Regions from separate parts of the Mus musculus genome. Here regions 1, 2, 3, 5, 6 and 7 are each linked to region 4. A link is a loop called in an ENCODE intact Hi-C map of the cell type or tissue named here. Cell type or tissue: left cerebral cortex. All regions are shown on one strand. Links, peaks and the distances in the headings refer to the core of each region. The heading gives the core; the rest is flanking DNA.

What was found. Hi-C counts contacts between places; a loop is a spot of excess contacts. Peaks named below come from ENCODE experiments on the same cell type or tissue, not always from the same donor. Only the 100,000 strongest peaks of a DNase experiment are listed, where the experiment ranks them.
Region 1: it touches region 4 in a loop (8-fold over the local background); 14 of 42 quality-filtered maps call a loop at or near these places.
Region 2: it touches region 4 in a loop (3-fold over the local background); 3 of 42 quality-filtered maps call a loop at or near these places.
Region 3: it touches region 4 in a loop (9-fold over the local background); 20 of 42 quality-filtered maps call a loop at or near these places.
Region 5: a loop joins it to region 4, with 2.5 times the contacts of the local background. A loop is called at or near these places in 3 of 42 quality-filtered maps.
Region 6: it touches region 4 in a loop (5-fold over the local background); 2 of 42 quality-filtered maps call a loop at or near these places.
Region 7: it touches region 4 in a loop (3-fold over the local background); 8 of 42 quality-filtered maps call a loop at or near these places.

What each region holds. Positions count from the first base shown.
Region 1 is chr8:10,298,891-10,302,890 of GRCm38, reverse strand. The region is part of intron 2 of Myo16 (myosin XVI); the gene reads right to left. Among named protein-coding and RNA genes, the nearest start is that of Gm51560, 48 kb to the right of the region's middle. In left cerebral cortex, for the core only: a CTCF peak has its summit at 1,888 (motif pointing right); a DNase peak (open chromatin) is centred at 1,885.
Region 2 is chr8:10,162,652-10,167,147 of GRCm38, reverse strand. The region is part of intron 1 of Myo16 (myosin XVI); the gene reads right to left. Among named protein-coding and RNA genes, the nearest start is that of Myo16, 11 kb to the right of the region's middle. In left cerebral cortex, for the core only: a CTCF peak has its summit at 1,989; a DNase peak (open chromatin) is centred at 2,032.
Region 3 is chr8:10,400,939-10,404,938 of GRCm38, reverse strand. The region is part of intron 14 of Myo16 (myosin XVI); the gene reads right to left. Among named protein-coding and RNA genes, the nearest start is that of Gm51561, 27 kb to the left of the region's middle. In left cerebral cortex, for the core only: a CTCF peak has its summit at 2,137 (motif pointing right); a DNase peak (open chromatin) is centred at 2,135.
Region 4 is chr8:9,974,306-9,978,801 of GRCm38, reverse strand. It overlaps Lig4 (ligase IV, DNA, ATP-dependent), which reads left to right and starts at 2,491. Exons shown (of 2, transcript NM_176953.4): 1 at 2,491-2,771. It overlaps Abhd13 (abhydrolase domain containing 13), which reads right to left and starts at 1,085. Exons shown (of 2, transcript NM_001081119.1): 1 at 783-1,085. In left cerebral cortex, for the core only: CTCF peaks have their summits at 1,105 and 2,270; DNase peaks (open chromatin) are centred at 256, 1,075 and 2,353; H3K4me3 peaks cover 2,367 bases; H3K27ac peaks cover 1,222 bases.
Region 5 is chr8:10,151,903-10,156,398 of GRCm38, reverse strand. Myo16 (myosin XVI) reads right to left here and starts at 2,488. Exons shown (of 35, transcript NM_001319151.1): 1 at 2,153-2,488. In left cerebral cortex, for the core only: a CTCF peak has its summit at 1,910; DNase peaks (open chromatin) are centred at 1,933, 2,336 and 2,677; H3K4me3 peaks cover 1,837 bases; H3K27ac peaks cover 1,222 bases.
Region 6 is chr8:11,547,646-11,552,141 of GRCm38, reverse strand. Cars2 (cysteinyl-tRNA synthetase 2 (mitochondrial)(putative)) reads left to right here and starts at 1,371. Exons shown (of 15, transcript NM_001359137.1): 1 at 1,371-1,643; 2 at 1,834-1,884; 3 at 4,298-4,415. The coding sequence starts at 1,465. In left cerebral cortex, for the core only: CTCF peaks have their summits at 484 and 2,297 (motif pointing left); DNase peaks (open chromatin) are centred at 1,394, 1,637 and 2,231; H3K4me3 peaks cover 1,461 bases; H3K27ac peaks cover 919 bases.
Region 7 is chr8:10,228,844-10,233,339 of GRCm38, reverse strand. All of the region lies in intron 1 of Myo16 (myosin XVI), which reads right to left. Among named protein-coding and RNA genes, the nearest start is that of Gm51560, 22 kb to the left of the region's middle. In left cerebral cortex, for the core only: a CTCF peak has its summit at 2,441 (motif pointing left); DNase peaks (open chromatin) are centred at 311 and 2,420.

The DNA.
Region 1 (4,000 bases), core at 1-4,000, 320 kb before region 4:
GATAGCCACTGTTTGCTGATGTCCAATAGGCCTTCAGAATGACTTGTGAGAACAGATTGTACATGGAGGTTGAATCTGATGCCCTAGGAAGAGCTCCATGGGGGGTCTCACACCCATGTGAGTCTGGTAGGTGATTACTCCTGTTCTCTATGGCTTCCGTGCAGAGGCAAGTGAACCAGAACTTGTACTGTTATTTCCCAGGGTGCAACTTCAGTCTTTCCTTCCTGCATCTCACCACATGCCACAGCGTTCTTTTTATCCTCAGACATATGTTTCACTCAGCCCTGATAACTGCAGCCCCCAGAGATGCTCACACAGAAGGGAGGTCACCAGTGACCCAGAGAGGAAAGAGAGAAAAAAAAGAGCCCTTAGGGCACTGTCAACTCTAGTTCAATGTCAGACAGAGGTCTCCGCCTTAACAGAACCCTTCCACAGCCAGAAAAAAAAAATCTATCTATCAATGATCAACAATAGGTCTTCACAGGGAAAAGCCAGTGAATCTTCAGCGGCAGATCAGCAGTATTTTATGTCTTACTTCAAATACTTCATTTTAATCAATTCACTCTCTGCTGCCTCTTAGCTGGTTTTTAAGACCCGACATTGTGTGAAGTGCGTGGGTTTGGCTGGTGAATACCAAACACCTCTGTTGGTCTCAGACCTTCATAGAACACTCCTGTCTCATGAAGAGTCAAAAAAATACTGGGGTGTGTGCATGAATGGAGCCACTCATCCAACTGTAGGTGCTGCAGAGAGATTTTCCTGGTGCCAGAGTCTGACTTAGCATCAGTATCCTCACCTTTAAAACCCCTCCACCAAATGTCAAGAGAAGGTCAGACGTGTCAAAGCTTGGCCAGTGAGTCAGGCTTATGGAGCTCCTGAAATGTCAAGGGAAACAGTGCCTCAAGTCTAAAAGGGTCCCTCCTCTGTGGTCATAGAGGTGACATCTAAATCAAGTCCCATCCTATGCAGAGTGTGACAGATAGAATGACTAGAATAGCCCTGCCCTCCGGGTTATTTCTGTTTATCAAACACTCAATAACTATCAGAGGGCAGGGTGAAAGTCACTGTGTCAGCTCAAAGGATTAGTTAGACAGAAATTTGAGTAGATACCCAAGTGGCAGCGATCGCTGAATGAGTAATCATCCACCTTTCGGAAGTGAAGAGGAAATCAATCTTTACTTAAAAACTAAAGAGTAGCAAAAACATCCCCCCAAAGAGTGACTGGTTTGATCTCCCCATCCCTGAATGCCTCCACCTTCTCTGTCTCTGCCTCTTCTCATGTTGACTATAGGCTACTTACCCTCGAAGGCTACACTGTCCTTTCTGTTATTTCAAACATACAGAGCATGAGAGACATATCAACAGCCAACAGAGCTTGCTGTATAACCTGAGGGGTCTGCCTTCAGCTCTCAATGCAACATAATAATCCAGACATAGCACCAATGCTATGCAGGTGCTATGGGATCTAATGCCTGCTTCTGACCTCTGCATTACTCCCATATAGTCATGTACGCAATCTATACTCTCTCTTTCACACACACACACATGTACAAATCCACATACATGCAAACACATACATGAAATTAAAATTTAAAAGGATATAAAGAAGGCAGTATTCTGACTTCTGTAAATCAACCAACATCTGTATCTTGTTTTCTCTCCCTCCCTCTCTCCTCTCTCCATCCATCCATCCATCCATCCATCCATCCATCCTGGGGATTAAACTGTGTGGGCCTTTGACATACTACACTAGAGAGCTAGCCGATGAGATATTGCTCTTTAAGTGACACCAAAATCTAACTTTACAAATCCATCGGTAAGTTTGCTAAGGCTGTCTTATGCCCTATATCTCCTTCTTTCTGAGTCCAGTTCTCCCATATTTGGCCACTAGATGGTGACATATAGGGGTTTACCACCACCCGTGTGGTGATATATAGGGGTGTCCCACTACACAGGAAAACTCATTAAAGTCACAAATATAAGGTCAAGTGTCACAAGTTGAAAAGTTTGCTAATTATCTCCTAGTTCTGACCCATTTGTTAAATTCTTCCTCATGTTTCCTCAACAGAAAATCCACTATCATTCACTTAATCTAACAAGGTCAGTTATTTCATGATTACTGAAACAATGTCTATGTTGCTAACCATGACAGCTGGTATCTGTCTGTGCCTAGCCTTAACCCTAGCCTTACAGAAAGTCTGTTTTTCCTCCTAAGGATACAACCTTGAACTGCCAAGTCAGCAATCTATTTCTAGACCATAATTACCTACCAAGGCTTATGAAAAAATAATTTGTAATAAAAATGTATCTAGACTTTCCATGTACAGCAGAAGGCAGGTAATCCTCCAACTAAGAAAAGATAATGGTTTAGGCTTTTATTGGATCAAGGAGACTTAGCAACTATGAAGCCTGTAATACACTGGAAACTACCGGCTGGTCTACAGCTGACTGTCAAGATACACAGCATGCTGGGAGATTAAGGGATTAGAGAGGCAGATGAGAGAAATCAGATAAGTCACATTCCTCTGGAATTAAAGGATGGAGACAACATCAGGGAAGCAGGAAGACAGAGAGACAAGAGACAGAGAAATGGTGTGAGTCCATCTTCTAGTCCAGCATGGTAGAACAGAGGCAGAACAGGTGAGCACACAATGGACTAGGAAATAGACTCACACCATGATGGACCAGGAGATGGACTCACACCATGGACTAGGAGATGGACTCACACCATGGAGTAGAAGATGGACTCACACCATGGACTAGGAGATGGACTCACACCATGGAGTAGAAGATGGACTCACACCATGGACTAGGAGATGGACTCACACCATGGAGTAGAAGATGGACTCACACCATGGACTAGGAGATGGACTCACACCATGGACTAGAAGATGGACTCATACCATGATGGACTAGGAAATGGACTCACACCATGATGAACTAGGAGATGGACTCACACCATGGACTAGAAGATGGACTCACACCATGATGGACCAGGAGACGGACTCACACAATACTGGACTAGGAGATAGACTTACAACATGATGGACTAGGAGATGGACTCACACTAGAGAGTCAGGAGTGGCTACCCCATCCTCAAGTTCTCTTTTGAGCAACTCAGGAATGGGAGAGGATTTGAAGATATGGCATTCATGATACAGATGCCAAGATTCACCCAGCATATCCTTGTGTGTGTGTGTGTGTGTGTGTGTGTGTGTGTGTGTGTGAGAGAGAGAGAGAGAGAGAGAGAGAGAGAGGACTTGAATACCTTCACATGATTGCCCCATACCTGTGGAGCACTTTCTTCATTAATGATTGATGTGAGAGCGCCCAGCCTACTGTGGGCAGTGACACCTGGACAGGGGGTCCTGCATTGTATGAAAGCAGGATAAACACACCGTGAGGGGGAGGAGCAAGCCAGTAAGCCGCATTCTCTGTGGCCTCTGCTTTGGTTCCTGCCTTGGCTTCCTGGATGACAGACTGTTACCAGTTAGCCAGACAAACCCTCTCCTCTCCAAGTTACTTTGTTACGATGTTGGATTACTACAATATAAACCTAGCTAAGACAACTGGTCACCTCTTCAGGGAGGTAGCTGAGTCTCTACCAGAGAAGCCCTCAGTAGGAGGTCACAGCCCTCTGACATTGAGCTAGTCTCTTCTATGCCCTAAGCCCAGGGCCCAGCTGTGCCCAGTCATACTCATTGAGCATGATAAGTGGTTCTAAGGCACTAAATCTGAGGTGTTTCCCATCAACAGATACTCAATTAGGCTGCTAAAGGATTTCAGGGAAACACATAAATAAATCAAGGAATTTTGTTTCATCTAGGAGTGAACTTTTACTGACTATAGTTAGGAAAAGAGCAAGCAGGATAAATGGGATGTAGGGACACTTGGGAGAGTTTCTTGGTTAGAGACATGTTACTTGGTGGGGGCTGCAGAAGGAAAGCGAGCAGAAGACAGCATCTGTAGTGAAGATGATGCTGTGAGGAAGGCGTGTAGG
Region 2 (4,496 bases), core at 190-4,189, 190 kb before region 4:
AAAATTTCAACTTTCTCAGTGTTAATTCATTTAGCATGTTCATTTCTAGGGTGCTCTCCTTGGCTGGGTACACTCCATGTAGAATTTTTTATACCTCTCTACCAAGAAGCGAAGGCAGACCTGGACATGATGCATACCACATCACAGACACAGCCCTCAATGCCCAGAAGCAGTAAAAGAGAAATATCTTCTGGCATATGCCCAAGAACAGAGTCATTCGGACATGAATGACCGACACCCATGCAACAGTCCTCCACAGTTTCAGTTACGAGCACTGTATCCTCACACTGGAAAAAATAAACCACAATGTTCAGAGGTGGCAGATGTTGCTCATAAAATTCTATCTTAGCATAACCTGCTATAACGTGATCCCAATGCTGCTGGGATTCACTCATGGAGTATTTATCTTCTCTATGGCTTTCTAGTCTTCATTAAAGATGTTTGAGGGAATCCGTGGGTAAAGACACTTGCTACTAAGCCTGACCACATGTGTGTGTGGTCCCTGGAACCCACACGGTAGAGGGAGAAAAGCAATTCCCAAATAATTGTCTTCTGACTTCTAGATGTGTACCATGACACACACACACACACACACACACACACACACACACACTTTAAATTAATAAATTTTCAAAAATAACTAAGGTTAAGTATAAGGAATAGTTGTGACAATCCTTCTGCAACCCACAAACATTTCAGGTTTCAAACTATGCTTCATCTTGTAGGGAGTAAATTCTCCAGTGGGCACTGAATGTGGATCAACTTCAGCCAAATACCACCGACTCCTGGAGGCTGAGTCAGATCAGTTTCACCCAAACCATGTTGCTACCACATCATGGGAAAGTTGTGTGACAAACCAGGATCTTGCCTCCCCTGTGTGCACACACAGAGAACGTCTGCACCCTGCCACGTGCACAGCACTGAATGTATAGATATACAAAGTATAGAAATAAAAATATATAGATATCCAAAGTATAGAAGTGTAGATATCCACAGCCCAGCAGCCCTGAAGCACTATGTGCCCCACCCCCCTTTTTTGGTCCATCCATCCTTTGCATTATTGTGCTTTGTATTATTGCACTAAACACACTACTACTGTGATAGCTTGACTGTCCTTCTGTAAGCTTAGACACTGGACTACTTGGCCCCACTTAATGGCAGTGGCTACAGAGGGTTAGGAGGCACAGCTAGGCTAGAAAAGCACACCACTGGGGATGTAGGTTTCAGGGATGGATGGTCTTAGAAGTTTCAAAGCCTCTTGCAATTCGCAGCTCCCCACCTCTCCTTTGTGCTTTTCACTTCCAGATATGAGCCCTCAGCCATTAGTTTTCAGGTACACCTGACACGTTTGCTACCTGCCGCCGTGCCATCCACACCATGTGAGCCTTAATTCTCTGGACCCATAATACAAATAAACTTGGCTCTATAAGTTTCTTTAGTCATGGTGTTATCACAGCAATGGAAGGCACTTTCATCCTGTTATCTTCATGGCTGCAGTCTTTCCCTGCATCCTGTGCTGTGTTCTTCTTGGTGTGTAGATGAGTCTTTATTTCACACTCTCTTCATTCTTCATGATTTGGTCTCAATCAGTCCTCTGCTGTGCTTCCCCTGAAGGGACCATATTTCTTTGTCTGTCCTTCCAAGTGTGTTTTAACGCTGATGGTCTTTGGGATCTCAAGAGTGACGCTGGCCCATTGATGTTTTGCTCTGCAACTAACTAGCTTGCCTCCGTCTCTTCTTACCCAGCATCTCCTGCACTTGAATGTTAACTACAGTTAATAAGGTCAATTTTGACATTCTGGAACATTTGCCAAATATCTTGTTAAAAGCTGACTGAACACCAGCACATAAAATTATACTACTGAAGCAGGAGGTGGCAGAGTAGACCCCCTTGGGTACGAATGCAAGTGCCATGCCCTGAATCACTAGTGTCATTCAGAGCAAAACACATGCTTGGCTTGCAGTGATAGCAGCTGAAAACTGTGGAGAACTTAGAAAGGCACTAGAGGGAGTCTGAGTATGATATTTCCAGAAAAAGGAAACAGGAAAGCCACTGACTTAGAAAACATAGAGACATATCCGTGGAAATTACAATCTCAGAAGCTAGAACACCTGTGATAGTCTCTGCCTGAAATGAGTCAGCCTGCAAAGACTGAAAATGTTGGCTAATTTCTCAGATACCCAAGTCTCACGAAAATGAAAATGTGTCTCAAGGTATGCATAAAAGCAGGGGACTCAAGGCCCAAACAAGTGTGTAAGATTACTGTCTAGAGACAACTCCACAGAAGTAGATATCATTTAGTGACCCAACAGACAATACAAGAGTCAGCATAACACAGCTCAAAGATCTTAAATAGAACACAAACTTGCAATTAAAAAAAAAAACAAACAGAATGCATGAAAAGAAGAGAATGTCAACAAATAAAAATAAATTATAAGAGAAAAACAGAATATAATACCTTAAAAAATAAAGAATTGAATACCTTAATAAAATATCACAAGAAGGGTTTAGCACAGATAAGTCAAGCAAGAAAAAAGAATTAATTCATTCCATCTAAATTGATTTAGAACAGCAAAAACAAGCACAAAAGTGAAAGGCATGTAGGGTCACTTATGACGCTCCTGGATGGTGGGTGAATATACATGCACTGTGGGCATCTCAGAGTTCCCCAGTTAGAGAAACTGAGAGATGGCAGAGAGGTGATGTGAGGAGATCATGGCTACAAGTGACCCAGACCTGAGGAGCTGCACATTCAAATTTAAGAAACTCGACAAACCCAGCAGCACAATTCACATCAAAGCTGTCTTACTAGAAATGCTATTGGATAAAATGGGTACGGAAATCATCTACTATGTAGATTGAGTGGACTGATGGTCATCTCTCTTTAAATCCAGCAGTACGGGCTGTTTGTTTGTATAGGTTATTTTTCATGAAATTGGGTACATCAAAGTTCAGTGCATATATATGTTTAGTACAGTGATGACTTCTTGGTTAATGGTTCCTGTGATTAGAATGAAGAGTCCCTCTTTATCCCTTCTAATTAGTATTAGTTTGAACTCTGTTCTATCAAGTAGTGGGGTAGGGATGCCTGCCTGCTTGCTTCCTGGCCCCATTTGATTGGAGTCCTTTTGCTAACCCCTTTATGCTAACACAGTACCCTTAGAGCAGTGTTTCTTGTAGACAACAGATAGGTAGGTGGATTCCATTTCTTCATTCAGTCAGTCAGCCTGTGTCATTACTTTGTTCCAATTTTGTGTAAATCATGATTTCATTATAATAATATTTAAAAGGAAACACTTTAGGATAGTTAATAGTATATAGTTCATACAATCAAAGATTTGTGCTCAGCCACAAATAGGACATCCACCATATTTCTTCCAAGGCTTGGGGGACATCAAGCAAAAGGGGTGGAAAGAATGCAGGAAGCAGAGCAGGGGTGTGTGGAGGGGAACATGGAATACTGACTTCCACTCTGATATGGGTGGTGGACTCTTGAGGCCACAGTAGCTCTGCTTTCTCCAAATTGGCCATCAACCCTGTCCTGTGGAAGAAGGAAAGGCTCTTGGGTCCACACTCTCCTGTAAAATGTTATGTGCAATCAATGGCTGATGGAGGCGGGAGATATATTTTGCTCACTGATAAAAATGAACTTGCTACTGTTAATGAGTCCCTGTCCCATGCTCCTGTAAGAAAACTTGGTGAACTCAGTGTGTCTCACTCACACATACACACAGGTAGGAAAGCAGGAGGACTAGCTGGGATGAGGGAGTGGAGGAGGGACAAGAAGGCGATCCGTGAGATGAGGAGGGGTAAGGGGCAAGTGGAGGGTGAATATTACCAAAACATACAACAGTACATATATGAAAATATTACAAAAGAGCCTACTGTTATATCTAGTTACTATACACTAATAAAACATTAAAAGTAAGCGTGGGAAAGACAGTCTATGTTCATGGATTGGGAGGATCTCTGACATGTCCATGCTACTCAGTGAGACCCCCACAGGCAGAATAATCCCACTCAGAACACCAGAGGTGTTGTAGAAACAGAAAACGATGCTCTAGAGTTTATGTGGAATCCTAAAGGACCCCGAGTCCCAAAAATGATGGTTACAAAAAGGAACAAAGCTAAAATGCTACAGACGTCACACATCCTGATTAGATGACACATTAAAAGCTACAGGAATTGAAGCATTGGAGCGGGGCAGAAACATACAGTGAGCAGATTAGGGAACTCAGAGAGATGCTTGTATATGTACAAGGTTAGCTTATCAGCAGTAATAATCCCCAAATCAACAAAACTCTCTCAGGAATGCACCAGACATAAAAACTTCAGACTTGCATTATCCTAGATCCCCAATTTTAGTTCTGAGGGAGGCATAACCCGAGGGTGTCCTAACACAGGGGCATCTCATCGTGGTCATATGGCATTCAACTTCAACTCATCTCTTCATCCTGTTTGCGGCAAGCAGAGAGGAGCCAACCACTGGCTGGGG
Region 3 (4,000 bases), core at 1-4,000, 430 kb before region 4:
ATACATATACGCACACGCACACACACACACATACATACCACACACACCACACACACACACACGCACACACACACACAGACACACACACACACACACACACACGTGCGCGCGCGCACATGCACACGCACATATACACCACATACACACACACACTGCAGGGGAGGGGCTGATGGTATATGTGCACATGTGTGGGGATGACCTTGGGTAACCTAATTTGTCATTCTCCACATTCCTCCCTCGCAACAGGCTCTTTCCCTGAATTGACAGCCAGGAAGCTTCATGACTGTCTCTACCCCCACAGGCCAGGAGTTACAAGCTCACAGATGACGTTCCTGGCTTTTTACATGGGTGCTGGAATCTGACCTCAGCCCTTTCTACACTCTTACCGATTGGGCACCAGCCCCAGCTCCTTCGTGGTTTTTTGTTTTGTTTTGTTTTTTAAAGAAGAATTAGAAATGACAGAAACCTGAGTCCTTCCTAATCCCTGGGCACGCGTATACGTGCGTCAATATTCAGATTTGCTAACCTCTTTTCTGGCTGCACTGTGGCCCATTGCAACCCACCCTCTCTTGCAGAAACAGAACTAAACAACCAATGAAGTCACTGTCATGCCCCCCGCTCCCCCACTGCCCTGTGCTTTGTTTCAAAGGTTGAGATCCCATGGTTCTAAAACTCTAGTGTGAAGCCCCTCTGTTGGACCCGGGATATGACATATTCTCTAAACAAGTTTCTTCAAATATTGAGCATGAATTAAAATCCAGTTCTTGTCCATCAACTGACTGGGACCTTAGCAAGGATCATGACTGAACAAGTCTCCAGCTGTGTGTAAACCCGGCAAGTCCTTTCTCCTTCAAGACTCTACAAATACATAAAACCCAGCTTTTGCCAGCCACCTGATGGCCAAAGGCCACTCTCCTGATTCAATGGGTCCTCATCCTACACCCTTTAATTTATGACATTATTTTTGAGATAATCATTATTCATTTTAAGCAAATGTATTGAGTCTATTTCTTAAGTTTTTTTTTAAATAAAAACTTGGCATTTGTCATATCTGGGCACTTATTAATTTGAGAAGCATTCTGCATGATTGACTATTATAAAGCGACACTTTGATCCCAATCACAAATCAAAAATGCTAAATATAATGAAATGTGTTTAACCATCTGGTATGGAAGCTTAGGTTTCTGAAGAGACATTAAATCTTTACAAAAATCTATTATTTGGGCCTGAAAATTAATACAACCCAAAGCAAATTGATAGCAGGCAGGACACAATTGCCAGTTCATTTGTGATCAATATGATTTATGTTTTCTTAATTACATTGAATAGGTAGCTATGCATATATTAAAATTAACAATGTAATCCCTTCTCACTGCATGAGCATACAGCAAAATAATTATTTTTAAAAGCCGTAAAATAGGATGATTTAAAAATATTTTAGATTTGAGGCATTTCTGTATTGTATTTGACAATAAAGTGGTGGTTTATTATTTTATAAGAAAGGTTATCATGAATAATGGGTGATGTGTACCCAGACAGCTGCCTCCCCATCTCAGGTGAGCAAGCGACACGCTCTAAAGGTAGAGCAAGCTCCTTCAACTCCCAACCTCACTCTGCTGAACTCTGACACAGGATGACTTTTGGGTGCTTGCTGCGTCTTGCGTTTAAAGCACGTGGCTTTGTCCCGACACAGAGCAGACATGTGCATGACCAATAATGACTCTCCTCCCATTAGTGACTGACTGTAGACACACATCTACTGTGCTTACTATGTGCCTACGCGCACCCTAACATGAGCTACATGTGTAAATACGTGTGTACGTGTGACGGTTTTCAACCTTGAATATCAGAGTCTCAACTGTCTCATCAAGGAAGTAGAATCAACTGTCAGGACCATAGACTCCTAGCTGGGATTTGAACCAAGGCAGTCTGGCTGCAGAGTCACACACTTAATCCTAGCTTCATAATAACCTTGTCCAATTTGTCTTGCCTAGAAATAAAGACATGTGACACTAAAGCCATTTAAGAACTGTAAACTCTTACGACCTTTTCAGTGCACACTTCTGCGTTCTTCCAGATGGCAGTTCCAAGCTTGAAACTGCCAGCTATTTTCTTCTTTATTAACTAGTCGGCCAATAGGTGGCGCTAAGTAACTGTATTAGGAGAAATGCTGAGACAAGCTAAAACTGGTATATGACTCTGAAACAAGATTATAAGAAGAGCACATAGCCATAAAAATTTAAATGAAAATATATAGAAAAAATACCTATTTGCACCCTCAATGTTTACTGATTAAAATTTTATTGAACTGATTTTTCCCCACTTATACTGTGTGGTATAAGTTTTAATAGTTAAAGTGACTATGTGTTGTGAAAGTAGCTAATTATATTGTATTTCCTAGAAATAAAGGTCCAGGGGCTCCTTAATGAATATCCACACACCCATTAATCAAACTTAGCCTGTCATTCTCCTCTCCAAAGGGACTTCTCAATAAAGGCTTATTTAAATCATTGGAACAGAATTGAGTGAGTCTGAAACTCATTTGGAATGGAATGGACAAGAAGTCCCAGGCAATTTCTTTCAAAAAAGGTGGTTTTCTGCTTCAATAAGTCCAATGACACAGAAAAGACCCACTCCTGATCATCAAGATTGAGATAAACGGGTTAGAGACAAAGTAGTGTTGGGGGCTTAGCTGCTCGCAGACCTAGGGGAGGAGAGCAACCCATCTGAGCATTGGACTCCACCTGCCCCTGAGTACACAGCACAGCAAACACACCGAGAGACCTCTCATAGGACAGGGATGCCCTGCAAGACTGGCCTTCGCTCAGGTCCCACGCTCCTTAGCATCTTTCAGACCCAGCCATGTCTTTGTCTTCCTTCCTTCCTCATGGTTCATGTGAGTACCATGTCCCAGGAAGATGAACAGAGAGGCCATGGACCTCTCAGACAGCCCCGTTAATCTTGTGGGGGTGGCTGCATGTGGCTTGGACAAGGCTGTTGCTGTGCCAATTGCAGGAGGTTCCTTCATCACTTTCTGTGTGACAGTCACTGGAGATGCCCTCTGCCCCAATCGCTCTTGCTTTTATCTCTCTAGCTTCCTTTCACGTGTATAATCTTTGCTAACTGAACAAGACCTTCACTGCTTCTATCACACAACAGTCTGCTTAAGATGCCACCAGCCTTCCCCTAGTGAGGTTTGTTTGTGCAGCTCTCTGTGTGTCTGCCAGTGAAAGGCCCCCCACTGAGGGTTCACAATCAGCCTCAGGACAGCTCACCTGTCTTCACCTGAGAGCTTCCTTTCAATTAAGCTGGCTCTCCATCTCAACCTCACTGCTAAATAGCCCTGTGCACGAAGGATGCTCTATCTACTGATTCGATTCTGCTAGCCAAATCTTTATCTCATGAAGATTCTAGTAGTTTCCACCTCTCAAGTCCACTGAATTTTACAGATGTCCTGTACTGTTACACAGATTTACAAATCACTTGACAAATTCCTTTGACTCTTGCGTAAAGCCCTGTCAATTCCTCAGGATGCTTTGCTGAACCTGCACTGGGCTTCATGGACTTAGACAACGATGTTTGTGTGGATGGTATCTAACGTAGGGAATCCCATGGTTAAGATGGGATTTAAACATGTCATGAAGAATGAAGAAAACATACAGGGAATCACTTGAAATCTCCATGGAGCCAGGGTTTTTTCATCCCCCAGTGCCAGCAGACTTGAGAGAGTTACACCCAACCAGCTCAACAGGAGTTGGAAAGTAGTCACGTAAACTAAATATCAAAGCCAACTTATATAAAGTGATCAGACTGCATTTGAGAAATTCCAGAGCCTGTTCTCTTGCCAATGATCATTTTAATAGATGATTATCTTAGCTAGTGATTTAGAGGGGAGACTATTGTTCCCTGTCATTTCAATTAAGTCAATAGATTCTCCTATTTCCATTAGTTAACTGGCATTTATCTTATAATCATGTTGATTTATTCATGTTTTCATTTG
Region 4 (4,496 bases), core at 255-4,254:
ACCCAGCTCAGACTACAGGTCCTCCAGCAAGCTTTCCTCGGACCTCGTTCCCAGTGTCACCAGTTCCATCCTGTAGCCTGGGCCGACTCATGTGGCACTATTTACTAAGGGGGTGATGAGCCTGCTTATATAGGCTGGGAGTTCCGTGATGGCAGTGACCTTATGTTACTCCATCGGACGCTTTCAACGCGTAGCAAGGCCGAAGGTACAGAGCAAGTCCAACTCAATCCCAGCTCAACTGAGTCAAGTCTTTGGTAGCACAGCTGTGACATAACTCTGCACTGCCAATCATTAATTCTCAGTGAGATAAAACAGTGCTTTAGAGAAGAACATGTCTAAGCACACACACACATAAGGACTAATTCATGCCAAAAGACAGAGCAGATCGACAAAAAACAAAACAAAACCCAACGTTCAAACTTAAAGCCAGTGTGTCACTTGGTTCCTGCTGCCTGGTAGACAAGTGCACAACTAAAGGTTTACTTTAGGTTGCCAGCTCAGCCAAGCACACTCCCTGATGCATTCTCGCTTCACACCAATGGCTAAAAAAAAAAAGAGGCCCAGTGACTTCAAGTGTGCGACAACTCTCTGGATTTTATGGCCCCGTCGCCCGCAGCTGCGAGGTTAGCAGGTCTGCACCTGTTACAGACAAACGCGCCCAGTCCCTCCGACCCAAGCCCGGGGTTTGCTGGCCGACTGTTCTGGGAGTAGATACGGGCTCCCGAATCCGAGCTGCGGGGTGAGGAGGTCGGGGAGGCCGCCCGCGTCCCCGCCGCACTTACTCAGGCTCGCGGGCGGGCTGCGCAGTCGGCCGCGGGCTCGGAACCCGGCTCCGCGCTGCAGCGAGGCCCCGCGCCGCCCCCGCCGCTCCTCATCGTCTTCCTCCCGCCGAGGGGCCGCCGTCGCCACTGTCTAGCCCGGAGCTCCTGCGGCGCGGCGGGCCCAGCTGGCGCAGCCTCCACTTCCGGCTCGCGCGCGGTGTCCCTGGCAAATAACCCCGCCGGCCCCCACATAACCTGTTCTCCAGCTTCCTCCCGGGAGCGCGAAGCCAACCTGTGCACCCCTATGCGCATGCGCAGGACACTGGGCTCCGCCTTCATGCTACGGTAGCCCGTAGGGGCAAGATACATCTCGGCGTTTCCAGTCAACTGCTGCCTGAACACATTTCGGAGAACAAGGAGTTTCTCTTCTCTCCTCTTCTCCCCTCCTCTCCCAAATGTGCCTGCTCTTGGCTATGCTCTTTCACTTATCTGCACTAAACTTTCTCTTCCACCATGCCTAACTTTCAGGTAGTTATGCCCTTCCTTTTTACTTTTTTTTCCCCCCACTCTGAGGATAAAACAAATTTGGTTCTCCATTAACCATGCAGCTAAAAAGCACATTAGAGCAAGAGCTTTGAATTAACTAATAGCTTTTCTCGGCTCATAATTTGTGGTTCTTTCGTATCAGTAAAGCAGAGCCCGACCTGTGCCTGACGTCGGAGCGCAGGAGCAGTTGAATAAGACACGGATGTGTAAGAGTTGTACAAGCTGTACGAGCACCGCTGATGCTCCTGTACAGTAACGTGTGGCTTTGCAACACCACAGGGAAACTATCGTGAGACTAAGGGAAACTACAGAGAAAATAACTGGCCACACGGAGCCGTAGGATCTGGCCCCACTTTAAACTAGCCCTGGACTGTCGGCCTTGTGAAATGCAGCGTAAACACATTAGACAACCCCTGAAAGCAATTGACACTCTAGTGTCTCACCAGGACTGCAAAGTTTCACCTTCAAAGAAAGTGTTCCCCACACTTTGCCTATAATTTCTGAACTCTTATTGGTGGAGTAGGGCAGGTCATAGCCACCAATGCCAGTGGAAAGTAAGAGTTTCTGAGACGTGGAGCGTACGTTTATACTTCTATTTTGAGTATCTAGTATAGTTATTGAGTGACAGTAAGGTGTTCAATAACACTATCAGCTAGCTTTATTCCAAATCACCGAGCACCATTGAAAAGCCTTTAGTCCATGTAAGTATGTTTCTGCGCCATGAATTATTTATTACTATGTAATACATAATTATTTTTATTATTATGTATTATTTCTGCACAGTGAAAAGGCTACCAAGAACACAGAACCTGAATTAATTTTGCAAAAGTCTTTTTCTGGAGCCCTAGACTTTTTAGGTGGGAGGATTCTCTTCTGTCCTGGAAGTCTTCAGAAGCCAGTCCTGTCAGGGCAGCAACCCAGGCTCCAAGTTCCTCAAATTCGGCTCAACGATGACATCCAGCGGCGAGGGACCGAACATCCTTTGCTACAGGCAGAGACAGTGGAGGCGCGCTGCGCAGGCGCTCTGAGCCGCCGCGCCGGCCCGCCCCTGCCTCGCCTGTGCCTTTAAAAGCCGGCAGGCTCGCCTGTTCCCACTGCGCCTGCGCGGCAAGCAGCTGGCGGAAACGCCCGGCCGGCTTCTTGTGGCGGCAGCTTCCGGTCGGAGTGGGGCGGGGCAACCTCTGCTAAGCAAGTGGTGTGGCGGGTTGGAGGAGGCAGGGAGGTTCTTGGTCCTAGGGAGGCTGCGTCCTTCCCGTGCTTTGTCCCAGCGTCACCACCCGCCTTCCACGGTGCAGCCGGCTCGCTGGGGACTGATTTCAGGTGGCAGCCACCGGGTGAAGAAATCGTGTCCTGATGCTTAGTTGTATCCGCACGCTGCCCTGCCCCCTGCCACCTAGCTACCTGGGACCTGCGCGCTCCCCCAGCTCCTTCATTCGGCAGGGTTGGGGTTCACGGGCTGCTTAGGTAAGCAAAGCACTAATGCAACAGGTATGGAGGCACCTTCCAAAGCCTGTGGTCATCGACTTTACCACGAGTTAAAATGTTTGAGTGCATTTGAACTTCAGCACCTGAAGCCTGCCAACGAACTTAATTGTTTTATTGGGGATGGAAAGCATAATATCAAACCTCCGAGTGATAAAACAGCAGAAATTCAAATAGTTAACTCCTGTAGTTGGTGTTGAACAAAATGTGTGTGTTTGATAGCAATTTGAATTCTTGGTTTTCTGTGTTGATAGTTGTTTTAAGATGCTCGTGTATTCACACCATTGCCTACAATACACTATTATTATAAACGCAACTTGAATCGTTTGCTCCAGCTCGTTGAGAAAAAGTTCGAGACTATATGTATTCTCCAGATATACCTATAGAAGTGCACTTGTATTGGGACATTCAGAAAGTATTTAATACACGTCATCTTACATGCGTTGTACAGAAATTATAACTGTAGTATTATGCACCACCATGTACCCACTTGAAGGACCCAGGTGGCTGGTGCAGTCAGTTATGCAAACCAGCTTCAACAAGGGAAGCAGTTAACCAAAATTGTAGTTACAGATGTCAGAAGATACAGTCCCAGGTGGCTTATCTTGATCTGACCTGCTGATTTAGTTGTGTTTCCTCTGTGAAAAATACGACTTAGAAGTGATGTTTGTTTTGTCCTCTATAAGCTACTAATGCTGTGAATAGTTTCCAGAGCAGGCTGAACTATGTTTGATGTCTATTTAACCAGCCCAGCCCTGATCCCCTCCTCCTTTTTCCATAAAGCATTTAATAATTAGTTCCACAAACAAATTTGAGCTATATGATATTCATCACTGGGAGCACAAATTGCCACTTGATGTGAGACTTTTCTTTGTGGAGTAGGGAAGTAGAGTATGAGGAATTTCATAATCTCCACTGCCTGGCCAGATACTGTTGTCTGAAGTCACATAATAAAGCATTAGTTGTTTTTCCTGGAACATGCATTTTACTTGAAATTATTTTTAGAATACTTGTTTGACTATTATATAGTTTAAGTTGCATTAAAGTAACTGACATGCATTCCTGTAGAACATGTAGGGATATTTAAAACTTTGCAAAACTTCACACTTGTGTTAATATATGTTAGGGAACATTCTAAATCCTGTTCATTCATTTCCTTGATTTCCAAAACCTTTGGCGAAAAGGCAGTGATTACTAGGGTTGGGATTTTGATATTTGGTAAAGCACTGTGTTAGCATAGTTTGATCTCTTTGTGCCTTTTGTTCTTTACAGTGTATATGCTGTCGTCATAAAGCAGAAGCAACCCTATCATACTGCCTGGCTCATGTGTAGTCACTGAATATTTGGGAAATAGCAGGCAGAAAAATATGAACAAAAATTATAAATTAGGGCAGTGGTGGCACGTGCCTTTAATCCCAGCACTTGGGAGGCAGAGGCAGGCAGATTTCTGAGTTCGAGGCCAGCCTGGTCTACAGAGTGAGTTCCAGGACAGCCAGGGCTACACAGAGAAACCCTGTCTTGAAAAACCAAAAATAAATTAATTAATTAATATTTGTATATATATGGTAAAAATAGGTAAAAATGATGCTGTTTTGGGGTCTGATTTCCAGTTGAGGTTTGAATGGCAGAGGGGTTTGCCCCAGCTGTCAATGAAGGGATGAGGTAAATGGAGACATAAGCCTTTTGGCTGGAAGAGAAGGATAGCTG
Region 5 (4,496 bases), core at 293-4,292, 180 kb before region 4:
GTAGTAGGAGCCTGAGACCATCACTTTCAGGATTCCTTCATACATATTGTCTGTCACTGGCTCACATTCCCTTCTGTGATGCCACCTGCAAAGGGCAGACACCTGGTCGAGGTGCTCAGCAGAGCACAGACTCTAAAAGAAATACTATTCTTCCTTCAGATAGCTGAAATCTGGTGCAATTTCCTCACACGTGTATCTGATTATTTTTGCACACTCACTCTCTGCAAGCTATGTATGTACAGAAACACACACATATGCATACATGCACACACCCATGCACATATTTGAGTTCCATGTGAATTCTGGGCCTGGATGTGGCAGGACATGGCAACTTTTCCTTCAGACGTGTTCCCATTTTTGTTCAGTCTCCTTCGAGACCATTCCTGCCCTGCTGAAGGCCTGTGCCCCACAGAGGGCTCCCGTTCCATAGACATTCCCTTTCATCTGTACAATATGGAATTGCCCACAGATCATATTAACGACTTGGTGTTGCAGGCCCTGGAGTATCTGTCTTGACACATTCCCAGACTGTGGGGAAAGGGTGTCTTTACAGAACAAAGTGCAAACACAAGACGCTTCAGCTGTGTTAGTGTGCACGGAGCACATAGGCTCTTTCTGTCACAGCTGTCCCACTTCTCTCAGGACACAGATGAACTTAACCATTGCACTGGGCTCTCGAGATGACACTTTCGATTAAAGTAATTATTCCTTTAGTAAACAAATATTACATTCTAAATGATGTTAATGGTATTAATTCTTTCTACAGAGCACTGGCATGTATTCTGGCTGCCACAAAATCCACCAAATATAAGTCTTGTGGGCTCACATTCGTCTCCCCCTTCACTCACCATAGAAATGTTAAAGTTAACTGTCCATCACTGGTACCTCTGTAATATTAACAACTGAACCCTTTAAATATACCAAGAGCAAACTTGAAGCAACTCTGGCTCTGTAAGGAACCTGCAGAGGTCCCTCCTGAGCCTGGCTTTCATTCCAAGATCTCATGGGTGACTTTGATGCCTACCCTGATTCTAAACTAAATGTTTCAGGACAGGCATGACAGGGTGACAAGAGCATCACAGACCCTGGCAGTAATGTGGGACAACTGTCATCCTGGCAGGACACCAGAGACTTCCCATGACTCTCAAAGAAAGTCCTACTTAAAGCGTCTCAGAAACACATGACACGTGCATGCATGTGTGCGTGCATGCATGCGTGCGTGCGTGCCTGTGTACACACACACACACACACACACACACACACGCGCGCGCGCGCGCGCGCTCGCACCTTGCACATACATGAGGGTAAAGACTGGTCCTTACACCGTCCTTTTTGTGGCGAGCACAGAACAGCCAGGTCTTGCTTGACCTGGCTTTTTGATGGCTTCTAAAGTGATCAATAGTCCCTTCAGGTGACAAGTGTTGAACACAAAGTCTTAACACACTGACCCCAAATCCATTCTGAGCCACAAGTGAGGAAAAGGCACAGATAGCTGGCCAGGTCTCTGAAAATCACTATTTCCTTTCAGAAGATGTTGAAGGTGTCCAAGAGACTAGTTAAAAGGAGGGCTTCTGCCTATCGAGGTGTTTAAGAAAGGAAAGGCAGCCTTTGTGGTCCTGGGACGCACAGAGCTGTAAGTCCTGACCTGCCCCTCACTTTGTCCCTGGCCTTAAGACAATGGGAGGTTGAGGCCAAGGGTCAGAGGGATATGTGCAAGAGGCGCCAGCTGGCAAGCTCTTGCCAGCATCATCTTTGTTCTCCCAAGTCTCATTTCCATCCCCAGAGAAGAGGAAGAAGTGCATCCCATCGCCCGGGAGCCTTTGCATAGGTGACAGCGCCACATCTCCCATGGCAACTAGAGGTTTCTTTCTACAAATTGCCAAATTTGCCTCCTTGTGGTTAAATCCAGAGTTCTAAGAAAGATTCTGGTCTTGGCCTCCTTTCCCACATCCCAAAGGTGGCAGGGTCCTTGCTGGAAAGGAATTAGAAACCGCTTCACCACTCCTCATGCCCCACGCCCCATGCCTGTCCAGCGCTCACTACAGCAGCTGGGACAAGCGCTGGCGACCCTGCGTGGTCCCTTCATGCTACAGGACCCGGAACCTCGGATTCTCCAAGTTCCCTACATGAGACACCCTGCCGCCGACCCTACCTGACGAAGAACGATCCCCGGTGCCCCGGGATCCAACAACGGACGGTCCCGGCGGTTCTGCTCTGCTCCTGGACGCCGGGTCACGGAGCAGACTGGCGGAGATGTGCTGCGCTGAGACGCGATGGGGACCCCGACTCCACCCGTTGGCAGCTCGCAGCCCCCGCCCCTCGGGCCGCAGCCGCGTCCCTGCCACTCGGTCCGAGCTCCGCCCCTCTCCCTACACAGTCCACAGCTGGGTTCCGTCCCTTCTGGTCCTCCTGGTTCCTTTGGGTCTCCACGCAAGAACAGGGCGGTCGCCTGGTCCTGGCGCCCTCCCGCCTCCCCGCCGCGCCCCGCGTCCCTCCCTCCTTCTCACGCGCTCTCACGCGTTCGCGGAGACCGCGCCTCCCAGGCTGGCTCTGCTACCCTCCCTCGGGGTCCTATCCCCTCCCCTTCTCCAAGGATGTGAGAAAGGGTCTAGCGCTTCAAACTTTTCCGCCCAGACTTCTGTAAGACCGCAGGGAACCGGATGGCAATGTGCACTGCACAGGGGCTCCCCTCGGACATCCCACCAGAACAAAGGCCATGCAGTCCTGGCAACTGTGGCAATTGTCCAGACAGAATGGGTGACCAATTTTAAAGCTACAGAAGCCAGTACAGTCTTCTATGTCTCTGCCATTAGATATTCTGCCTTAATAGGCTTGAAATTGGGAGTTTGGGCGCAGGACATTAGGAAAGCATGCCAGGACTGTAATGCATTCATTTGCCGTGACAAAATACAAGATGTGCCTGCCCCCTTAAAATTTGGTTTTGTGTCAGCTCTGTAAAGTTTGCTTGTCTGTATTTTACCAAAAGTGGAGAATGTTCTGTTAATTCTGGGATGGTGTGTGTGACTCTCTCTCTCTCTCTCTCTCTCTCTCTCTCTCTCTCTCTGTGTGTGTGTGTGTGTGTGTGTGTGTGCATGCACATGCACCCAGAGACCAGCACCGTATCAACGGGCACATGGATAAATGAGTGTGTAACTCAGGCTAGTTCTTGGACACATGCGGATAAACAGTACAGCACAAGCCCATATGACAACGGAGAAACTGCAGATAACTGGACTTAGTACACATTTTACACTTTGCATGTAGGTGTTATTCGAAACGGAGTTGGGTCTTTTAAAAGATGATCTAGGAATGTGGAGATAGATTCAATTAAACAGTTGAATTACCATTAAAACTATGGGGCGGGGGGCAGGAGGAGGTCTGTCTTTAAAAGTTCACTAAGCAGGAAACCTGAATTCAAATTCCACCTCCTAGAATCCATGTGAGAAGTCAAGTGTAGTTTAACCCCCCCCCCCCACACACACACACAATTACTACGAGGCTTGCAACCAACAGTAGCCAATATGACAAGCCTCAGGACAATAAGAGACCTTATTGTAAATAAGTGGACAGGGGAGACACCCGGAGTTGTCCTCTAGCTCCACATGCTCATGCATGTGCCCACACACACACCATGCACACAGAGCATACCCCACATGAAGCTCATGGGGTGTTGATATGGAGATTTTTTTCAATATATAAAGAAAGACTGGATGTTTAGTTATTTAAAGATAACTTGTAAAACCATTTGACAAAGTAATCCAACAACATCACCAATCACAATGTATCCTGGCAAGAATGACTGTAAATTACAATTCAAACAGGCACTTCACGATCTATTTCTTCTCCTAGAATCTTCTTCACTTAGCAAGATAGAGATATAAATGCCGTGTGAGAGATACCATCTACTTTTTTGAGGTGTTTTGTGGCATTTGAAATCCTAGCTTCCCATTGTACTCTGAGATTCCTAGAGACGAGGAAACACTTGGGAATTTAGTGCAGCAAAGGTCAGCCTTGGTCACCAGCATTTACAACTGCGTGGACATAAGGCAAATGGGAACTAAACTATAATTCGACTCACGGCAAGAGTTTGTATTTCCTAATATCAAACAGCATATATTTCTAGATCATGGCTACGTGCTTGACATATGTTTGAATTTTTTTTTATATAGATCTAAGTTTTTGTATTAGCAGTGAAGTCGTAGGGTAACCTTAAAAAGAGGGGTGCAATATAAAGCAAACATGCTAAACACGCACACTTGCATTTCAACCATTCCCAACACATTCCACACCTGAATAGCTGGAGGCTGGGAACATACAGCTCACTCTGATAAGGGCTTTAAAAATGATTATACTGTCTAGGAGTATGGGCAATGTATTATTAAGAATGTCAATATTGGCTCAGCTCCCAAAGGTAATTTTCCTCTCTAAACTGAGATATAAATGCTGGTTTGCCGTTGATCCCTATGTTTACATACACACGTTCCATTCTGAAATAG
Region 6 (4,496 bases), core at 265-4,264, 1.6 Mb before region 4:
TGTGAGGAAGAATGATATTCCTGGAGAACTTGGGACATTTGGAGACCACGAATTTGACTACCATAGTGCATAGAACACAGTCTGTATTACCTGGAAGTCTAGCTTCGGGCAAGCAGTTAGAGGACAGAACTTTCAGGAAAAAAGTAGGGAACAACATGTCTGCCTAATCATTTGCCTTTCAAGAGAGCATCAAAGAAAGGGGGGAGGCCGGGCGTGGTGGCGCATGCCTTTAATCCCAGCACTCGGGAGGCAGAGGCAGGTGGATTTCTGAGTTCGAGGCCAGCCTGGTCTACAAAGTGAGTTCCAGGACAGCCAGGGCTACACAGAGAAACCCTGTCTCCAAAAACCAAAAAAAAAAAAAAAAAAAAAAGGGTGGGGAAGACCAAAAATACTGAAAGACCTGAGCATGCTTAGTATCAGACAGACTTGACTGGACAAGCAAAGGACTCTTTACTTTTGTAAGCCACCAGTAGGGGTGCATTTGTGGGGGTAATTTGAATGTAACTCCAAACAGTCCTCAAGAGATGAACGATAGACTTCTGCTCTCGTTTTCATTTGTTTTTAAGGCAGGGTCTCTTGCAGCTGAGGCAGGTCTTGAACTCATTGCTGCTCCTGTATCTCTCTCCCAAAATCTTTGATTATCGATGGATGCCACTATTTTGACTCTAAAAAGTTTTAAATGATTTATTCTTATGTGTAACGGTATTTTTGCCTGGATGTCTGTCTGCGGACCACATGCATGTAGTGTCTGATGAGTCCAGAAGAAGCCTTGGCCCCTCTTGGAACAAGAATTACAAACTTTTGAGTAGCCGTGTGGATGCTAGGACTCAAACCCGGGTCCTCTGGAAGGGCAGTCGTTTCTCCAACAGGCATTTCCAGTTACAGGTTCTTGAGGAAAGGATCATTTCCTGGTGTGGTTCTTTCATTCTAAGCCCATAGAACAGTAAGAAGTACACAAATACTGCATGTACAGGGTTGCAGACAGCAGTTTGGTATGTAGTATTGATCTACACGTACTGATTGTGGCAAGGTACATACTTGCAGATATGCTGTACGTATGATGGGGTACAGGGTGTGTTAAGGCGCACATATTGAGGTGTTTAAATGAGGACATGATGACCGCGGGATGGTGTATAGTGTGTTGGAGTGGTGTGCTGAGATTGGGTACATATTGCGGGGCACACCGGGTCCCAGCAGCAGACACAATGATGTACACCGAGCCCAAGTTACCCATAAGGAAAGGCGAGGAGATCTGCGCTAAAATGGGGAAGGGTTCGAAGTTCCCGCCTCTCTTCCGCTGCCACCGTGCCCAAATGCCTAAATATTGCCAGACTTCAGGCAGAGTGTAGCCTCTTCCGGGAGTGGGCGGAGCCCCATGAGGAACGGGCGTGGCTTCTGGTTCGCCCGGCTGGGCCTGGCCTGCAGGATCTTGCCTTCCGCCTGTTCGCTGGATCTGTCCCCAATATGCTGCGGGCGCGCGGGCCTGGGCCCGGCGCTCTGCTGCTCCGGGCCGCGCTGGGTCTCGGGCGGCGCGGGCGGTCATGGCAACGGCCGCAAGGCCAGGACACCGGCGTGCAGGTGCATAACAGCCTCACTGGCAGGAAGGAGCCGCTGATAGTGGCCCGCTCGGACGCAGTCTCCTGGTGCGTGCGCCGGGAGAGGCAGGGCGGAGCGAGGCGGGGCGGGAAGGTGCGCAGGGGCAAGTCAATTCTGAAAGCCTGACGTGGTCTCCCGAGCGTCACTTAAACACCGCGCGTGTTCAGTGAAGGTTGTTAAGGAAGACTTAGGGCTCCTTTTACATATCTCACATGGTGGATCTTAATATGTTCCCAGGTATAGCTGTGGACCGACTGTGTACGACCATGCACATCTTGGCCATGCTTGGTGAGTTTCCTAGATTTGAACCTTTGACAAAGTCAGAGGGTTATTTATTGTGCAAAGAGTAAACTGTTAGCTTGTTTTATAATCTGTTAAGTGAACTGAGTGATGATTGCATTCTGGGAATTGTGAGACACCGGAATGTTGGTCTCTTTGGTCTTCATAGCTGTTTGGAGTTGCATACCCATTGGAGTTACTGTGAAGGAATAGAGAGTGACCCGTTTGCGAATTAGATGTTTCTAAGGTTGGTCCAGAGACCCGAATCCAACAGTGGGGGATCATTGCCTGGTCTTGGACGGATCACATTCTTGCTGGAATCATGGTTCTTATTTTGAGTGAAGACAGAAATGACAACATGACATCTTCATGGCAGTTTCTGGAAATGTCTATGAAGTGCCGCTTAGCACAGCGCCCCCAAGTGTTCTAAGTGCTCCACCACTGACCCACTGACCGAATACTGTCTTGCTAGACTCCAGGGAGCATTGGAGCAGTATTTGTTGACATTTCCCATCTCTTGATATTTTAGTTGTTGTCTTGCACTTTTTTGTTTGTTTGTTGTTTTTGAGACTGAGTTTCTCTGTGTAGTCTTGGCTGTCCTGAAACTCACTTTATAGACCAGGCTGGTCTCAAACTCAGAGATGTCCCTGTCTTTGTTGGAATGCTGAGATAAAAGGTATACGCCTACTGCCTGACTCTTGCACAGTTTTAATTGGGTATTTTTAAAAAGATTTATTTATTTATTATATGTAAGTACACTGTAGCTGTCCTCAGATACTCCAGAAGAGGGCATCAGATTTCATTACGGATGGTTGTGAGCTACCATGTGGTTGCTGGGATTTGAACTCAGGACCTTAGGAAGAGCAGTCAGTGCTTTTAACCACTGAGCCATCTCGCCAGCATCCTTAATTGGGTATTTTTAGACCTAAATGAAACGCAAGTGTGGAGGCCAGAGGACATCCTCAGATGTCATCCTCAAGTGCTACCTTCTGTCTGTTTTGAGACAGAATCTCTCACTGCCTTGGAAGTCCACAAACAGGCCACGCTGGCCGGGAAGCTCGTCCCCAGGGTCCACCTGTCTCTGCCTCCAGCACTGGGGTAGTGGGGACAATCCGAGAGAACAAGAGTGGTAAAAAGCTCTTGTTGCTTGGCAGTGGTGGCGCACACCTTTAATGCCAGAGCTCTGGAGGCAAAGGCAGGTAGATCTCTGTGAGCTCAAGGCCAGCCTGGTCTACAGAGCAAGCTCCAGGACAGCTAGGACTACACAGAGAAACCCTGACCTAAAGCAACAAGAACAAAACAGTCTTGACATTGAGTTTTGTATCAGGATTTTTTACACACTTAAATACATGCAAACTCATCCAACAGCTTTAATCTTAAAAAAGGCAATACAGTGTCCCAAACTGATGTGATTGCTTTTGTTGCGTCTCACAAGGCCCTTCTGGGCCTCCAGGTGGGACCCAGTTTGTAAGAAAGTACTTGGCTTAGTTCCCTATGAACCAAGCATCAACTGTAGAACACTGTTTGGAAGTTACATAGTAGCGTGTTATACTGTAACCCATTTCTTTTCAAGAATAAAGCTGATGGGGCCCACAAGATGGCTCCCTGGGTAAAGGCACCTCTTGTAAGAACCTGATGACCTGAGGTTGATCCCCAAGATTCACTTGGTGAAAGGAGAGAACCAAGCCCCGAAAACTGTCCTCTGACCTCAACATACATTCTGCACATCTGCCTCTCCTGTGTGTGTGAGAGGCACACATACACACACACACACACACACACACACACACACACACACACACAGAGCATTCATACCACAGACACTATAGTAGCAGTAGTAAACATTGTGTCCTGGAGAGATGATGTAATGCTCAGAGTACTTGTTTATAGATGAACTAAGTTCCTCCCATCACCCACATGATGGCTCACAACCGTCAGATGCACACATGGTGCACATACATACACACAGGCAAAATACATGCACATGAAATAAAACAAGATAATCAAAAATAACATAATTTTTAACAGCTGGGCAATGGTGGCGCACACCTTTAATCCCAGTAGTTGAGAGGCAGAGGCAGACAGGTCTCTCTGAGTTTGAGGCCAGCCTGGTTCCAGGACAGCCAGGGCTATACAGGGAAACCCTGTATGGAAAACCAAAAAACAACAACAAAAAAACTAGGTTAAAAATAAAATACTGGTCAGGTAGTGGTGGCGCACACCTTTAATCTCAGCACTTGGGAGGCAGAGGCAGGTGGATCTCTGAGTTCGAGGCCAGCTTCGTCTACAGAGTGAGTTCCAGGACAGCCAGGGCTGCACAGATACAGAGAAACTCTGTGTCGAGAAGCCAGAAAATAGAATAAGTAAATTAACGCCGTTGATTCTGTGTGTTGAAGACAGCCTGGCAGTGTTTTTCTTTCAGCTCCTATGTTAGATTTGACATTATCCGGAGGATCCTGACCAGAGTGTTTGGATGCAATGTGGTCATGGCGATGAGCATTACCGACGTGGATGACAAAATAATCAAGAGAGCTAACGAGGTAAGCAGCCTCCCTCACATTGACCGGCAAGCCGGTGGCTGAGCGGCCGTTCCCTGCCGAGGCTACTTTCATGTATTCCTA
Region 7 (4,496 bases), core at 258-4,257, 250 kb before region 4:
AGCTGTAGTCTGGGAAAGTGTGAGGTTTTATGTGAGGTTTTACTCTAGTAGCAGACAGGACGTTTGGACTCACCACACAGCAGACGTGATATATCTTTTCTACAGTTCCTAATTACTAACTGTATTCCTGGACAAGCCCCAACATTATTTATTCTGGTTTTATGTTCTTTAGATGGCCTTCGGGAAAGCAAAGCCTCCTTACATGTGAGTCTCTACGGATGGTAGTATTCAGATTTTAAAAGGCCCTTGGTGAGGCAGATGGCAAAACGTATAGTTGTTCTGACTTTTTAAATTGAACCAACTCCAACACTGGCTACATGTCAGGTTTTGATAGTTCTAAATTCATTTCTGTCTCATTTCCTTCAGAGTGGCTTCCCTTTAAAACTTTGCTAAATGATTAATTTGATTCACTGAGTGGGCGATATCCTAAGTCTTTTTATTTGCCTCCTCCCTATGATGGAACAAGGCTGGAACAATAGTCAAAGCACTGCCTGCTTTAGGCTGTGGCGGCTGCATGCAGGAAGGGCCTCTGTTTCACACTGCCATGGGCACCTTGGCGTACAGTGCTCAATCTTGACATGACACTTCTTCCAGATAGAGACAATTTTTTCCAAAGTGATATATGTAATATGTAATGGATATCTTTAATTTTTAAAGTTCATATTAGAATCCATCACTTAACTTATTACAGCTTTGTGTGTGTGTGTGTGTGTGTGTGTGTGTGTGTGTGTGTGTGTGGACAACCTCCCTGACTCCTGTCCTCTCGTCCATTAAAGTGACTCAACTGAATTTTTTATGGATGTGTCTGGAAATTGACTTCCAGGAGACTTCCCTTTGTCTGGAGGAGAAAAAATGCTGTCTTAAAGGCAAGGTGGCTGTGGAGACAAACAAAACAAAAAAATCAGTCTTGACGGTTTTCTAGCATCCTTTAATTCACCCCTATTGGTCTTGTTTGCTTGCTTCTACTCCGCCTCAAGGTCACCTCTTCTTTGTCAGGATCTTTTGCTTATCAGAGCTTCTGCCAGATTCAACAATTTGAGGAAGACCGGAGCCGAGCAAATAGAAAACTCGGATTTACTGGGTGTTGCAAAGCAGTGTGGCTGAGTTTCAGATGCTGACAGCTTCCATGCACAGCCGCCCTTGCATGTGGGAAGGGCACCTGGAAGACCCTGCTCTGTACGGGTGGCCATGAGCTTCCACTGCTCCTCATTGTCTTTTCCAACAGAACAAAAGTTGGTGGCAGGGGGTAGGGGTGACGTAACAGAAATCATTCTGCCCCACCTAATATACAAAACCCCAGCGAGTCTGGAGTGCAGCCCGAGCACAGAATTTGAGTATAGTGTGATTATCAGAAGGGCCCCCAAACAGGAAATGGCGCGTGGTGGCTAATACTGATTGTCAACCGGACAGGACCTACAGTCAGTGGAAACAAACCTCTGTGAGGCAGTTTCTAGATTGGGTTAGGTGGTAAGTAAGAACATCCACCCTAATGTGGGAGATCCCATCCCTATGGGTTGAATAAAAAGGAAAACGCGACCTGAGTGGCTGCCATTCATCTGTCTGTGTCCATGACTGGATATAACCTGTCTAGCTATCTCACACTCCCAATGCCACACTTTCCCAACCACTAGAACCCTAGAACCCTAGAACCATACAAACAGCCTTTCCTTAATTTTGTCACAGCAATGAGAAAAATATCTGGTGCATGACTACAGCTGATGGACTTTAATGAAGTTGGGTCATTCACATGAACCAACCTAGAGTTGGTCAATATCACACAGTTAACAAAGGTGGGAAACTTTCACACCAAGATCTAGACTATGAAGTCCTTCCTAAATAGTCTTTCTCTTCTTTAGTCCTCACCAAATCCCTCTGAATTAGACTCTATCCTAAGCCCATCTTATCTGCAAAGAGCCAACACCCAGAGCCTGTCCCAGAGGACCAAAGTGTATGCATCACCTACAGGAACTTCCACCGCATCACAGTGACGGAGTCACCCACATAACTTTCAGCTTCTCCCTAGAGGTTCATTTCAAGTATGCAGGGTAGTAACTGTGCATGCCACTTCTTTCTGGTCTATTCTGCTTAAGGATAGAGGGTTGTTTCCTGAGACTTTAACACCACAGCGCCCTTCTTGGCAGGCATCTAGCGTCAGGCCTACACTTTCTCATGGAGGGTGGGGGTCTCTGAGGCTTGTTAGAATCAGAAAAAGATTTGTACCAAGTTTAGTTTAGATTCCCTACAAATAGGAAGAAAAGCAAACCGCATGAATACATACAGGCTGCATATGTAGCTTCATCTGACATCTCACTTTTTTACATTTTAAGGGGGTGGGGGGAGTGGTATTCCCATCCTACAAAAACAGCCTAATTTTGGCTTGGGCTGTGCTCAATTTAAGTCCTCTGATCTCCCCCTAGTGTTCTCGGCTTAGTACTGCACTTCACCACTTCAAATGAGGCTCCTGAAAAGCGCTTCTTCATCCAGTAGGAGGCCTGATCCACTGAGCTAGTGGTTCTCGACCTTCATAAGCTGTGACCCTTTAATACAGTTCTTCATGTTGTGGTGATCCAACTATAAAAGTATTTTCATTGCTACTTCATAAATGTAATTTTGCTATTGCTAAGAATCATAATGTAAATATCTGTGTTTTCTCATGGTCTAAGGCAACCCCGGTGAAAGGGTCATTGGATCCCCAAAGAGTCAAGACCCACAGCCTGCACACCCACAGTGTGCACTAAGCACACACTGCCTTGAGCACCATGACATATTAGCCTACCTGCTAGGAACAAAACAAGTGTGGGGTTTTTTTTTCCTTCAGAGACTCCGGTCCCCATTGACAGCACAGGGACCACTTATTGACCAGGGGTGGCAGGCTCCTCTGCTCCCTTGCAGTCTAGACCTCTTGATGAGTCCAGGGTCCTCACCCAGGATGGTGCTCATCCTGCTGTTTTTGCTGAGTATCTCAGGATTGACCAGAAGGGCAGGAAGAAGGCAGCCAGGGGTGGATACAAAAGGGAGGAGAAAGCTCCTCCTAGTCACCTTTTCATGGCTGGTGTGTTAGAGGTGCTTAGCCTGCTTTCTGAGGAGTAAGGAGGCAAGGAAAACAGATGGCAGTGGATGACTGGGATCATGGACTGGGTCCTTTCAATGCTATCTACTGAAAGAAAAGAATTACACTCTCACTGGTTTGGAGCACAAGAATGCAGTGTTGAAACATTGTTTGTTTACAGAGTGGGCCAATGGAACCAGAAACATATCAGTGTCATTCAGGAGCCTATAGAGAAGCTGGGGACATTGTGAAGACTCCCGTGAGAAGAAGCTGTGGGGTGACAACAAGGAAGAGAGGAAAAGTAGTGGCTTTGGGTGGGAGGGAGCACCCCATTAGAGGTGGGAGGGAGCACCCCAGATGGTCTGGGGAGGATATGTATGATGGATGGGTGAGTGAGGGAGCACACACTGGAACCACCTCACCAGCTGTGTGGGAGTAAAGAGGAGGAAGTTAGAAATCAACTCAAGTAGGCAGTGATAGTGCCCACTAACAGGCATATGAATCCTTCAGTAAATACAGGGTTGTGTATGAACGCTGCTGCAGAAGGCTTTTCCGTCTATATCAGGAACAAGAACCCTCTAAGCCAGCCCCCAAATCTAAAACCAGAGTTCCCAGGAATCTGAAAAACTGAAATTGATAATTACCCATCACCAGAGTCACCCTGAGTTCAGCAGGGAAGAGATCTCTCCACTGGCTGACATTCAGGGTGGCTGTTTATAAGACAGCCCTTAGCCCTTCTGAGATTCCAAGAGGGGAAGCACTCATAGAAACATTGCTGGGGAGAGGCAGATGAGGAAGGCAAGGCCAAGAGACACAGAACAGTCAGTAGTTAAAACTCCATAGAACAGGAAGGCTTTGGTAAGCAGGTGCGCGCACCTTTGCGTTACTGTCTCTGAAGACTTTGAAACCATGGAGTTCAGTCTCCTCAAAATTTCAAATTTCAGAGACACAATGCAGGTGTATTATGGGTTTTTTTTCCCTCATAAATTCTGATATCAGCCCTCTGCACTATAAAGTACTACTAGCTAGAGGAGAATTTGTTGTTGTTATCAAGCAGATTGTTTTTAGATAGGCCAAGGTAAATTACTAGGACAATTCCTTTGAAAATGAAATCATTATATTCTTGACATTCATAGCTAAATTTAGCTCCCAAGAGTAATTCTTATAAAGAATTCCACATTAAGGCTATGACCCAGTCTTAAAAACAAAGGAGATGTCTGTGATAAACTAATAAAATACACAGAACCTTTGCTTGAAATTAAAACTCATTACTATAACCAGACATGGTTGTTTTGACAGTAACAAAATCTACAGGCAGCTCTTGGAAAAGAGAAATGCTTGCATTTCCAAAATGGTGTCACCCTCTGGGGGCATAGAGTGTCAACCAATCTGATATCCATCCATATGGGCATGAAACAAATCAGCTATACAATTGGTAAACAACCAA